2 separate regions of the Homo sapiens genome follow, and region 1 is linked to region 2. Evidence: chromatin contacts called from ENCODE Hi-C or POLR2A ChIA-PET data. All regions are on one chromosome and are shown on one strand. Each heading gives the region's core, a stretch centred on a gene start or an enhancer-like site at or near the end of the contact. The rest is flanking DNA. Distances are from core to core; before and after follow the strand shown. Region 1 overlaps SLC38A11 (solute carrier family 38 member 11). Region 2 has its middle 23 kb from the start of COBLL1.

Region 1 (5,598 bases), core at 124-2,623, 44 kb before region 2:
ACATTTAATTTAGGAAGATTTATAAATAATACAGTTTGGCAAATTCCCAAGGGCATGACAAATGGTATAATTTGTAAAATTTTCTTTTTTGACTCTAAAATGTCAGAGTTTAAAGATGAATTTATATTCAGATGTTTACAAGACAATTTTTCAAAAGTTCGGTTTGAAAATTAGGTTTGGTAGATTTGGCTTATATTTCTGTGAGCACAAATATTTATACAACTGCATTCCAAAGTGACTGCCAGCCTTTTGCGACAGCCAAACTAAAGTTGTTGCTTTTAAGGCATTCTTACAAAGAAATTAAGTATCAAGGTTTAAAACATGTTTTACAAAACTGTCTTTTTGCTTAGATGTTTTATCAGTCAACATGTATTAAAGGCACTGTAGAATCTACAGATTCTAACTGGTTTTGTTATTTTTTAAAAACTAAAATATCTTATATTCCATGGAGAACCAAAATTCAACTGAAACTTTTAGTTTTACAGATACATTTTATTTATGTATTTATACATGTAGACGTGTATATTTACAACTATACATAACATAAACTAATAATATAAATAATAACAAATATATAGGATATTATTTACATATAAATATATTGTATTGTCAAAGTCAGCTCTAAATTGGGTTATATATTCCACTTGTATTTGTAGAGAAATATTATCTGAAAGAGAATTCATTCTTTTGGTGTAAAATTGGATAACATGGCCTGTCAGGAATCCCTTATGCTGTCAGCTAAAAATCCACTGTACCAGTCGGCAGTAAAACATGATCTTGCTTCACAGTGGGTCTTTCAGGGACCACACTGAAAAGGGCTCAGTCATAGGATCTGTTCCTAGAGGCTGTTTATACAGTGCACCATGTGAAAGGGTCTAATGAGATAAGTGAAATATCTACAGAGCTTTAAATACACTAAATAATCAGCAGGCTTCTTGAGGCAAGCCAGGGCTTACTTTAAGTCAGTCCCAGGGATAAGGAACTGACTGCACGGGGAAACAGAAGAGGGAAATGTTTAGCACTGTGTATGTCCTTTACAACTAGCACTTCTCTCCCTCACACATGTATAACTCACAGGCCAGTTCTCTACCTTGACTATAAAGGAGAAATAGACTGAACTAATTTTTTTTTAAATTTAAGAGCCTTTCGAAACTTTACTAGCTATTGTCAGATGCAGGACATGGTATTATTTTAGCTTCTGCTCAGTACGTAGGTTCAAATCTAATCTCTAGATCAGCAAGTAAGAACAGATGGTGCATTCTCACGTGGTTGCTAGTAAACTGCCTGCCTGCAGACGATCTGAGTCACTTCACCTGCACAACTTCTGTGTTTAGTACTTGAAACTTGAGTTTCCTTTCTAGCTGCTGTGGCAGGAAGATAGAACTGAATCAAGATCTCTGCCACAATAGCAAATACTCAGCAGAAGAATGGTGTCTATAACTTTCCCTTCTCTTACTCTTCATTCTGCACACACACACAGGTACACACACAAATGTATGACTGACAAAAATATAATCAAACTGTTTCAATTCATAAAAGCACTAAAAAGGCTGTCTACCCTTAACAAATATCTCTTACTACCTGCCTCACTAAGTGATTTTTCACTCTCACAATTATATCATAGAGGCATCTGTAAGAATGGATCTTAAATAAGATAATACTTGGAGAGACATTACAACTTATGTTATTAATATCACCATTAAATTATTAGCAAAGTCATGGCAGTATGTGACACATGGGAGATGTTGCATATCCAGGCAGCACAGCTTAGAGAGATGGCTTCTTTATGATACCTCAATATCTGACCTTCTGTTATTTCCAACTCTTTGTCTCACTGTTCTTTTGCACAGGGTCACTACTTATTCAGACTATCTTCTCTTTATCCTCCATAGGTATTGTTCCTGTTATTACCTCTTTGCTCTTTTTCACGCTCTTGTCTCAGCCTATAATTCTGCTCCAAATCCTGTGCATGTTTCAAGCCCTACCTCAAACCAAGGTAGGTCAAGCATATTTCAGGGATGCTGTAAAGGAGATTACTGTAAGGAGACGGCTCTAGATACCTAAAGCTCCTTCTAGTCCTAAATTCTCCTTGATCTTTTTTGTCCTGTTATAAATTGATCTCTACTTGCTTTTTTAAGTTTCGTTGTATGCCTCCAAAAATTAATTCCTGAGAATAGGAATCATTTCCCTGACATTTTATCTTTGCAAACCATATCATAATATGGGACACATTAAGTCAGTAATTTTTTATTGCTTTCCTGATCTGAGTAGTCATGAAAAATGGTGATGAACTCTTGCCCATTTTTGTTGAGGAAAGGCAAGATAAAATAGACTTAAATTATAACAAATAGGAATTAGTTAATGCAGAATTAATTTCCTGTTAGTAAAGGATATTACACATCCAGTATTAATAAGGGAAATGTGACAGCTACTTCTTAGAGGCCATGCAAATAATCTAAATAGCATGTTTAGTTTGTTTTAGTAGTAACCTATTGGACTCAAGAAAGAAGGATAAGATAACTTTCCAAAGTCTCTCCTGTACTTGAAAGATACATGTATTGAAACATCGGTATGCCACACTATAGGTCTGTAATATAATCCACTGACTAATAGTTCAACAAAGAATACTTGTTATTGATATGTGTGTCTGTATGTAAGTAATTTGGAAAATATAGAACATTCCTAGTGACTTAAGATTTGATTAATAGCCTTGTTGGTAGTATTTTATATATTCCTAAATACTATTGTAAAATACTCCCTCAATAAATCCTGCATGCCTTTAAAAGTCCCTCTCAAAATAATCTGTTTATTCGGCAGGTAATTGCCAATGTGTTTTTTGGTGGGAATCTTTCATCGGTTTTCCACATTGTTGTAACAGTGATGGTCATCACTGTAGCCACGCTTGTGTCATTGCTGATTGATTGCCTCGGGATAGTTCTAGAACTCAATGTGAGTACGTGCAAAGATTTACCCCTTCACTCTAAAATTCTCTTTAAAAGATAATGATTACATTTAACATAAGATGTATTTTCCTTAACAAAAGTGTCACTTTTGAAGTGGAATCAAAATATGTTTGTAATAGTAAATATTTTCAATGATGATTCTGTGCACTTTGTGGGACTATATAGTTTTAAAGTAGTGGTTGTTTAGAGACATATGGGGTCGTCACAACTGGGTAGGCAGTGCTGTTGGCCTCTAGTGGATAGAGGCCAGGGATATACATCCCACAATGTGCAGGTCTCTCACAGCAAAAAATTATCTGATCCAAAATGTCAATTGTGCTGAGGTTGAGAAACCCTGGTTTAGAGTACTTTTGCATATCTCATTTACTATAACACATAAATGTTACTAAAAATAGCTATAAATTAAGTGGATTTGGACTTTGCTGAATAATAATATATCTAGTGAAATTTATGAGAAATATGAAAGGATTCAAGTTATATCCATTCACTTGCTATGACAAAATTTCTTTTTCTTTAAATATTTTTCTTTCTCCAGATCTTTCTTTTATAGTCTGCACTGCCATCAACCAAATAGAAGTCCTCATAATATCACAGTTGAATTAATCCCAGCTCTGTTTCAACTATCATGTATTTAAGTTCTGCTTTCAGTTTATCGGCATTTTCCTACCAGAGCAAGTATAAATTCCGTTGCTTCTACCATCTTGTCTTCTGTGTAAAACTATTTCCCATTTACTTCCCAAAATTTATGTTCAGCTCTAGTCAATCTAATTTTTTGGCCTGTGAATAAGCCATATCAATTCTTTCCATTATTCTTTGTCCTATCTGCTTTTTATTTCCGATAATGATTATTTTTCTTTCATTTCTGTCCAAATTTTACAAAAACTTTAAGATCCAGTGCAACTTCTAATTCCTTTATTCACATTCACTGATCATATATTTATTGAGTAATTACTATGTGCCACACAATAGAATATAAGGATGAATGCAATAAGAAAGGACCTGTGCATTCTCACAAATAAACATAAAAGTTCAACTGCAATATAGGTGATGAAGACAGAGGAGGCCAGGAACGGTGGCTCACACTGTAATCTCAGCATTTTTGGAGGCCAAAGTGGATGGATTGCTTGAGCCCAGGAGTTGGAGACCAGCCTGGGCAACACAGTGAAACCCCGTCTCTACAAAAAATTAGCCGGGTTTGGTGGCATGTGCCTGTAGTCCCAGCTACTTGAGAGGCTGAGGTGAGAGGATTGCTTGAGCCCAGGAGGTAGAGGTTTCAGTGAGCTGAGATGGCACCACTGCACTCCAGCCTGGGCAACAGAGTGAGACCCGGTCTCAAAAAAAAAAAAAAAAAAAAAGAGAAAAGAAGACAGAGGGAAATGGATGGATTCCCAAAACACATTTTTCAGAAAAGATTGGCATAATTTGGTGACACAGATTCCATTGGGAAGACAGGGGGCAGAATGACTTCTTGGTTGTATTTTGTGGAACTAGAATAATGATGTCATTTGCTAAGACAGGAATGGAAGTTGTTCTACCACTACAAAGTGGCTAATCTTCTACAATCCTTACAGAATTTCTCATCAGAATCACCCACCAGTTAGCACTTATTGGTCATGCACCACAGGGAGGGCAAACCCATACAGATGGGATCCCAAGTCATCATTTACTCGTTTCATTGAGAATTGAGGCATAGGTGAAGGTATTATTGTCAGTGCCCAAGTTACTATGTCATCCAGAGGCCATTTTGATTTGAAATTCCATACAAAGGCAGGAGGGAATTCAGTCAGGGACCCTACTGGGGACTTTCTTGTAAATGGAAAGTGGGGAGTAAGCAGTTTCCAAAACCTCAGGAGACTGGTAATTGTCTATTCTACCAACAGTGGAAGGAAAGCTCATAGGAAAGTAAGCAAGTGTCAAAGGTAACTTTTACCTTCTTCCCAGTTTTGCATAGGCCAAACACTAGTAGGGCCACTAAAAATCATTTCGCATACCAATCTTGATTTGTGTAGATGGATCACTACTACATTAATGCGCTGACTTAATTTATGTATTATCTCGTGTCATGTATTGTTGAAGCTGTCCATAAGCTTGCCTTACCTAACAATTGGTAAGCTCTTTGAAGACAAAAATACTTAACCACCTCCTCCCTCCTCCATAGTATTTGGCACAGGGCTAAGGACACAGTGCTGAAATTATTGCATGGGTGATTGCACCTTGGGACTACAGTTCAGGATCTATTTCTATAAATATTCTTAGACACAAGATGCTTTCTTTAATGTAGTACCAGGAAATGAAATGTTATAAAAAATGGTTGCTGTTGACAGTAGTAGTAATCTTTCACCTATGCTGTGGAGATAATCAACATAATGATTTCCAAGCCCTGTTTTTTCCTGTTTTATGAAATATCTTGTTTGAGTCCACAAATTTGTTTGTTGATATTTTAGGATTTTGTTGTAAGACAAAATATATTTATTATCTGCCTGAACATTCACTACATAGTGATAGCCCAACAAATTTTTTTTTGTTTTCAAGTTAATCAAGTGCACACATATTGCTCATTTTTCAGGAATGAGTTTTTTTTGTAAATCTAGCCATTACTTTCTGTAAAGTTAATTGCTAATCTCCATGGCATTTG
Region 2 (5,765 bases), core at 71-2,570:
TAAGATAGGACGTAGTTATGGAAAAACAATTAGGTTCTGACTTAAGATGAACATACCGCAATTTCCTAGCCATAGATTTCATTCATACACACCAGCAAAACACTCAAGAACCGAACTAGAGTGAGCACAAGTTAATAGACATCAACAGTTGCAAATCCATGAGCTGGATCTGCATGAAGACCATCATGAGGCACTCTCTCCTCCAATGAGAATCTTATGCTTCCCATCGAGTTGCCCTCTTATAAGGGAGGCAGGCACAGGACAAAGTCCTAATAACGAGTTGAATTTGGAATTGACTAAATGTTTACCCAATCAGGTTGTCTTAACTAGAAAAACTGTCTAAACTTAAGAAATTGATATACCTTGAATTGGCAAATTGAAATTTTAACCCTTACCCCAATTACCCCCTGTATTAAGTCAGGGTTCTCTAGAGGAACAGAACTCATGGAATACATATATATAATATATATTATAACAATGGGGAGGCAGTGAAGGGATGTGGTGTGTGTGTGTGTGTGTATGTATGTGTGTGTGTATATATATATATATATATATATATATCTCCTTTACATACATATAAAGGAGAGTTTATTAAGTATTAACTCACATGATCACAAGATCCCTTAATAGGCCATATGCAGGCTGAGTAGCAAGGAGAGCCAGTCTGAGCTCCAAAACTGCAGAATTTGGAGTCCATTGTTTGAAGGCAGGAAGCATCCAGCACAGGAGAAAGATTTAGGCTGGGAGGCTAGGCCAGTCTCTCCTTTTCACATTTTTCTGCCTGCTTATATTCTAGCTACACTGGCAGCTGATTAGATTGTGGCCACCCAGATTAAGGGTGACTCTGTCTTCCCCAGCCCACTGACTCAAATGTTAATCTCCTTTGGCAACACCCTCACAGACACACCCAGGATCAATACTTTGCATCCTTCAATCCAATCAAGTTGACACTCAGTATTAACCATCACAAGTCCACCACTTGTCAACCCATACACACCTCCTGAGATCATACATAATCTTCAAATAAAGACAATAATAAGGTCATAATTATGCCTAACATAATACAACTATCTTTGTACAACTGGAAACGCACCAATCCCCAACACAAATACTATTACATAAAGTTAACAATACTCAAATGCTGATGTGAAGTCAATAAATCTTATGTCCCATGACAAAGGAGAAAGGAAGTAAAATGAAGATATTTTCTTAGTACAAGTGTATACATGCAAACATGTTTTTAACAAAAGAAGGAGGAAATACTCATGACAGTTACAGTTCCCGTTTCTGCAGCTGGTCATGAGGTTGTAGCTGGTTTTGATGACTACCTTCTTCCACTACCCATTCTGTATTCCCTTTGCCTTAAGCAAGCACCTTAGCAGGTCATGTTTCTTTCTTGAAGGGTCTGGGTCATCTGTAGTCCTGACTGGATTGGGCTGTTGTAGTTTCCCATTGACCTTAATCACAGGGCATGGTAATACTAAGAGACACCCTAATGGATCTCCTGTATTCCATGCAGACTCTTCCTTACCTCCATTGTAGAGTAGTAGACTGATTTCATCTTGATAGTCTGGGTCAATCACCCCTGCCAACATTGTAATCCCCTGCTTAGCCTATTGACTTCAAGGTAGAAGGAGCCAAAAGTGTCCAGGTGGCAGTCTTAACTTCCAATTTAATGGAATCGTAATTGTGTCTCCTGGTGGCAGCATTCCTCCCCCTGGAACTAAGACCTCTAGACCAGCAGAACATAATGTCACGGGAACAGGAAGCAAAAATTTTGCTAGTGGATCACTAGGGTTGATGGTGAGTGGTGCCACTTTCAGTCCCCCACTGACTGAATTATCAAAAAAATTGGATTAGTTATAGATAAATAAAAATCCACACATTCTTTACACATCTGTATAATGAGTGAATTTTCTACCCTACAACTATAGCATATACATTGCCACTAAATCTAGCATAAACAATTATAGATTAAAGTACTATGATCCATTCCAGATCAAGCTAACTAATCGAGTCCTCATGTGCTACTCACATTGATTAATACAGAAACAGAACAATTTCTACTAGAGTCTACTAGTCTGAGAAAAGATATATAGACAGGAAAAATAAGCTTTTATAGTGACTGAAATGTTGGCTGTCAACATACTCAGGTGTATATTAAATACGAAAACATAAATGTAGGAAAAAATATACACATAGCCTACTTTCTTCTTCCATGGTTCCAGATAAATTTAGGACAGACTTTTCTCCATATTAATCATTCAGTCAACCAATACTCAAGGTGGGAACTGATACCCTGAAGCATTTCCATGTGACTTTAGGTAAAAAGAATGAATCAGGACATCTCTTAATAAATGTAATACTTCTGAATGCAAATGTAATACTTCTTCCTTTAATTTAATGTTAATTTTTTTCTTTAACTGCATGTTCGTCTGGGAAAGACTAGTTCCATATAATCTATAACAGGATCTCAGTTTTTGCATTGGTCATGTAATAAAGGAATTTAGTACAGCTGTTGGTGAATCTAATTACTATTTTTGAAATAAAAATAAGGAGTTATATCCTGTTGTTGTTTTTGTTTGACAGTCACTGATAGAGTTTCCCGGCTGAGCAATTAAGCTAATGCCATAGCAATTACTTAGATTAAAAGTTGGAGTATAAGACTCACTGGGAAAGATGGTCATGAAGACCTATTAACTAATCAAAAACAACTACTCTATCCATCTTACAAAAATTCTCTACACAACAAACAGGCAAGAATTTTTAAAATACCATTTAGCAAAATTTGGTCTAGGTATTCCAGTCATTTAAAATACTGTAACTGGTTGCAATGTATACATCAAAATTAAAGACATTCTATGAGAAATCCAAAGGTAAAGTAAGAAAAATACATATTTTGTTGTTTTTACCACGTGCAATTTACTAAAAATGGTTAATTTGCCCCATTAAAATAATTTATAAAAATTTTCGTCTCACTGCTAATACTATTCTCTGCCTGTTGCTCCTAGTCACTGCATTTTATACTTGATCATTGATATTTGCTCCCTTTCTTCTAGTGACCAGTTCTCACTTGCCCAATTACAGTTGCTCCTAAATTGTAGTACATCATACTCAAAAAACATATTCTCTGTGGTTTCTTTAATGTAAAAATGACTAGAAGTGAATTCAAATATTAGTGCTAGCAATGAATTCAATAACTGGAAAATACTCTTGCAAGGTCAAGACAAGTAAGGAAATAAATAATCAAGAAATAGATCTGGTGGCTTTTATGTTCAAACAGAGTAATAATTAACCAGTTGAATTAGAGAAATATAATCTTTCCATCTCATTTAACATTACAGAAATTTCTAAGACCAAGAGCAATGTAATCAACAAATTACAGTGAAGTGTTTCCTTTAAGATTGTAAAAATTAATAGCTCAAAAACAAAGTTAAACAATCATTATGTTATAGTAAAATTCCAAAGTTAAAAATTATTAATTACAATCAAGTTATTAAAAGTTAGATATGAAACCTAAACTGAATTTCATTATGTTTGTGATAATGTATCATTTTCAAAAAGTTGAAAAACTGACTAAAACAAATGTAGAATAAACATGTGTCAAAGATTTATTTAGCTCATTAATGAGGGAAACAGAATGTTAAACCTGGTTCCAAGGGCAGAAATCCCAACAACCACTAGTCTAGATATCAAAAACTTGTTCTTTTCAGTGGGCATAAAATATTTTCCAATTTACTTAAGGTCACAACTATACAAACAACAACAAATCCCCAAAGATTATTTTTGAAAATAAAAGAAGACTGGTCTCATTTTATCTTGCCATATGATTGTGGCACAAAGTATTAATTAACCTCCTTGCTAAGGTCGGCATATCTAGAGCCATATAATGTTGAACAACTACCCAGGCTAGAAAATTAACTTCTAGCCTGAAGTTTCTTTATGAATTTTCTTTATGAAAATTTCACAAAGAACCTCAAATTACATTTTACTAGATTTATTATTCCAAGTTTTTCAGAATTGCTCGTTGGCTGTTTTAGTCTGAATCTAGGAAACCAAACCAAGATACTCATCTCAACAGATTTTACCTATAATATCTATAAATTTGAGTATGTTGTTTTCTGCTCAAGGTCCCTAAAATACAGTGAAGTTTCTGGCCTGTTAAGAAGTAATGGTATTTATAGCCTATAAGATCTCAAATGCATATCGGCGACTATTTTTCTGGGACTGTTCTATGGGCATAGATTTCATCTACAAAGTGCAACCTTTGTTGCTTCATGGTGGTCTCGTCAGAACTGATGAAATAAGATTTATTCTCATATATAACACTTCCAAGAATGGTCTTGGTTGCATTATCAGTTTGTCTATGTCCTGGTAAAAAGAAGGACAGATTTTTATTGAGCCTGTACAATTAACTATATTGCCATAACAAAAGATCAGAAAGACTCCGGAAAGTACTCTATTCCTCAATTCTGAAGCTTCAGGGAAAATAAGTTACCATTTAAAGAGTGTTTCATTTTCATTTGCAAAAGTATAGTCTACTATATCAAGAGTTAAGGAGAGATTCAGAAAAAAGGCGGGAGGGGTTTGTAAGGTACCCATTAGAAAAAAGAACACTAAACATAATAACAACAATTAGATTTTCCTACTCTTTAAATCTTAGGTATTAGGTCAGCAGTTTGCTTTCTTGAGGTTGTCTGCAGGACTAAAAAGAGAGTACCTAAAATCCTGACTCAGTCTGAGAGTTGTCTAAGTGGTGACACTTAAGATCCATATTCTATACCATATTCTATACCCATAGTCTGTATCTTGAGGTATCAGTAAAGAGTATAATCAATGAAATATTTTTATTAATAACATAAGTATAACATAATTACATTGATAGTATTTAGGGAAGGTAGAGATTCTCTTTGATATGACAACTATTCCCATGCAGATTTTACAATAGTGTGCAGCTATTTAAGAAATATAGAATATAACATATAACTCAATTATTTACATCTTCCTGTTTTATGAAGTAAAAGAAAAAAATTTTGGAATTGCCCATGGCCCTGGGAAATTCCAAAAATAGTTTAGACATAAAATATATATTGAAAATAATACTTCTTACATTGTAGGATGTGATCTTAGGTAGGTAAAATCATGGAGTTATCAGTAGATATCTGGTCACTTATGAAAGACTCACAGATGCCTGAGAACAGTGAATGGTTCTGATTGGCTACCTATTAATCAAAGTGGCAATAAGATATTTTAAATTAGAAGTCAGGAAATTTTATTTTGTTTGTGAATAATCAAGGACATGAAACAAACACACTACCACAAATTATTAAAAATTATTAAGGTGAGACAGAATCCCTGTTCTGTGAGCAGATTACACAGAGTAACATTTTACTACCTCTTCTTAAGAGCAGATGGAATTCTCTAAGACTTACCTGCAATTTTAAGAGAGAGTAAACCAAATTCTAGTTTTACGTAAATGTAATATTTGACAGAGGCTCATTCATAAGCAGCTACTTTAAAATTATCTTATGAATAGGACCATCAAACCTGAACAAATTTGCCAAAAATTTAACACATTATAATTCTTCCTTTTAGACTTATCATTTGCAGGTAATTATAAACCAAAGCAACTAAAATTCACTTTCTACAAACCTTCAGCAATTGTCTATATCTATTCACATTTATTTTTTACTACCTTTTTTCATACTTTAGAACAACCAGACATTTTACCTTAGGATAATACTACTTTCGCCTCTCCTTTTATC

What was found. Hi-C counts contacts between places; a loop is a spot of excess contacts on that map. ChIA-PET counts read pairs that join two places held with the same protein, here RNA polymerase II (POLR2A). Pooled maps may share reads with other maps.
Region 1: a map of B cell shows a loop between it and region 2 (4-fold over the local background). The contact joins two enhancer-like sites. A Hi-C loop is called at or near these places in 3 of 168 maps with a recorded cell type or tissue (B cell, Calu3 and HepG2) and 3 of 50 pooled maps. POLR2A ChIA-PET finds 5 or more read pairs at or near these places in 7 of 52 experiments (Caco-2, HepG2, MCF 10A and 4 more).

The regions. Positions count from the first base shown.
Region 1 is chr2:164,905,991-164,911,588 of GRCh38, reverse strand. It overlaps SLC38A11 (solute carrier family 38 member 11), which reads left to right. Exons shown (of 12, transcript NM_001351537.2): 11 at 2,818-2,949. Among named protein-coding and RNA genes, the nearest start is that of SLC38A11, 47 kb to the left of the region's middle. Within about 2 kb of position 1,373, at least 6 of the 41 ENCODE cell types and tissues checked have a DNase peak (open chromatin) inside an H3K27ac peak, as active enhancers do; they include B cell, where a contact is called at or near this core.
Region 2 is chr2:164,862,131-164,867,895 of GRCh38, reverse strand. No RefSeq gene overlaps it. Among named protein-coding and RNA genes, the nearest start is that of COBLL1, 23 kb to the right of the region's middle. Within about 2 kb of position 1,320, at least 2 of the 41 ENCODE cell types and tissues checked have a DNase peak (open chromatin) inside an H3K27ac peak, as active enhancers do; they include B cell, where a contact is called at or near this core.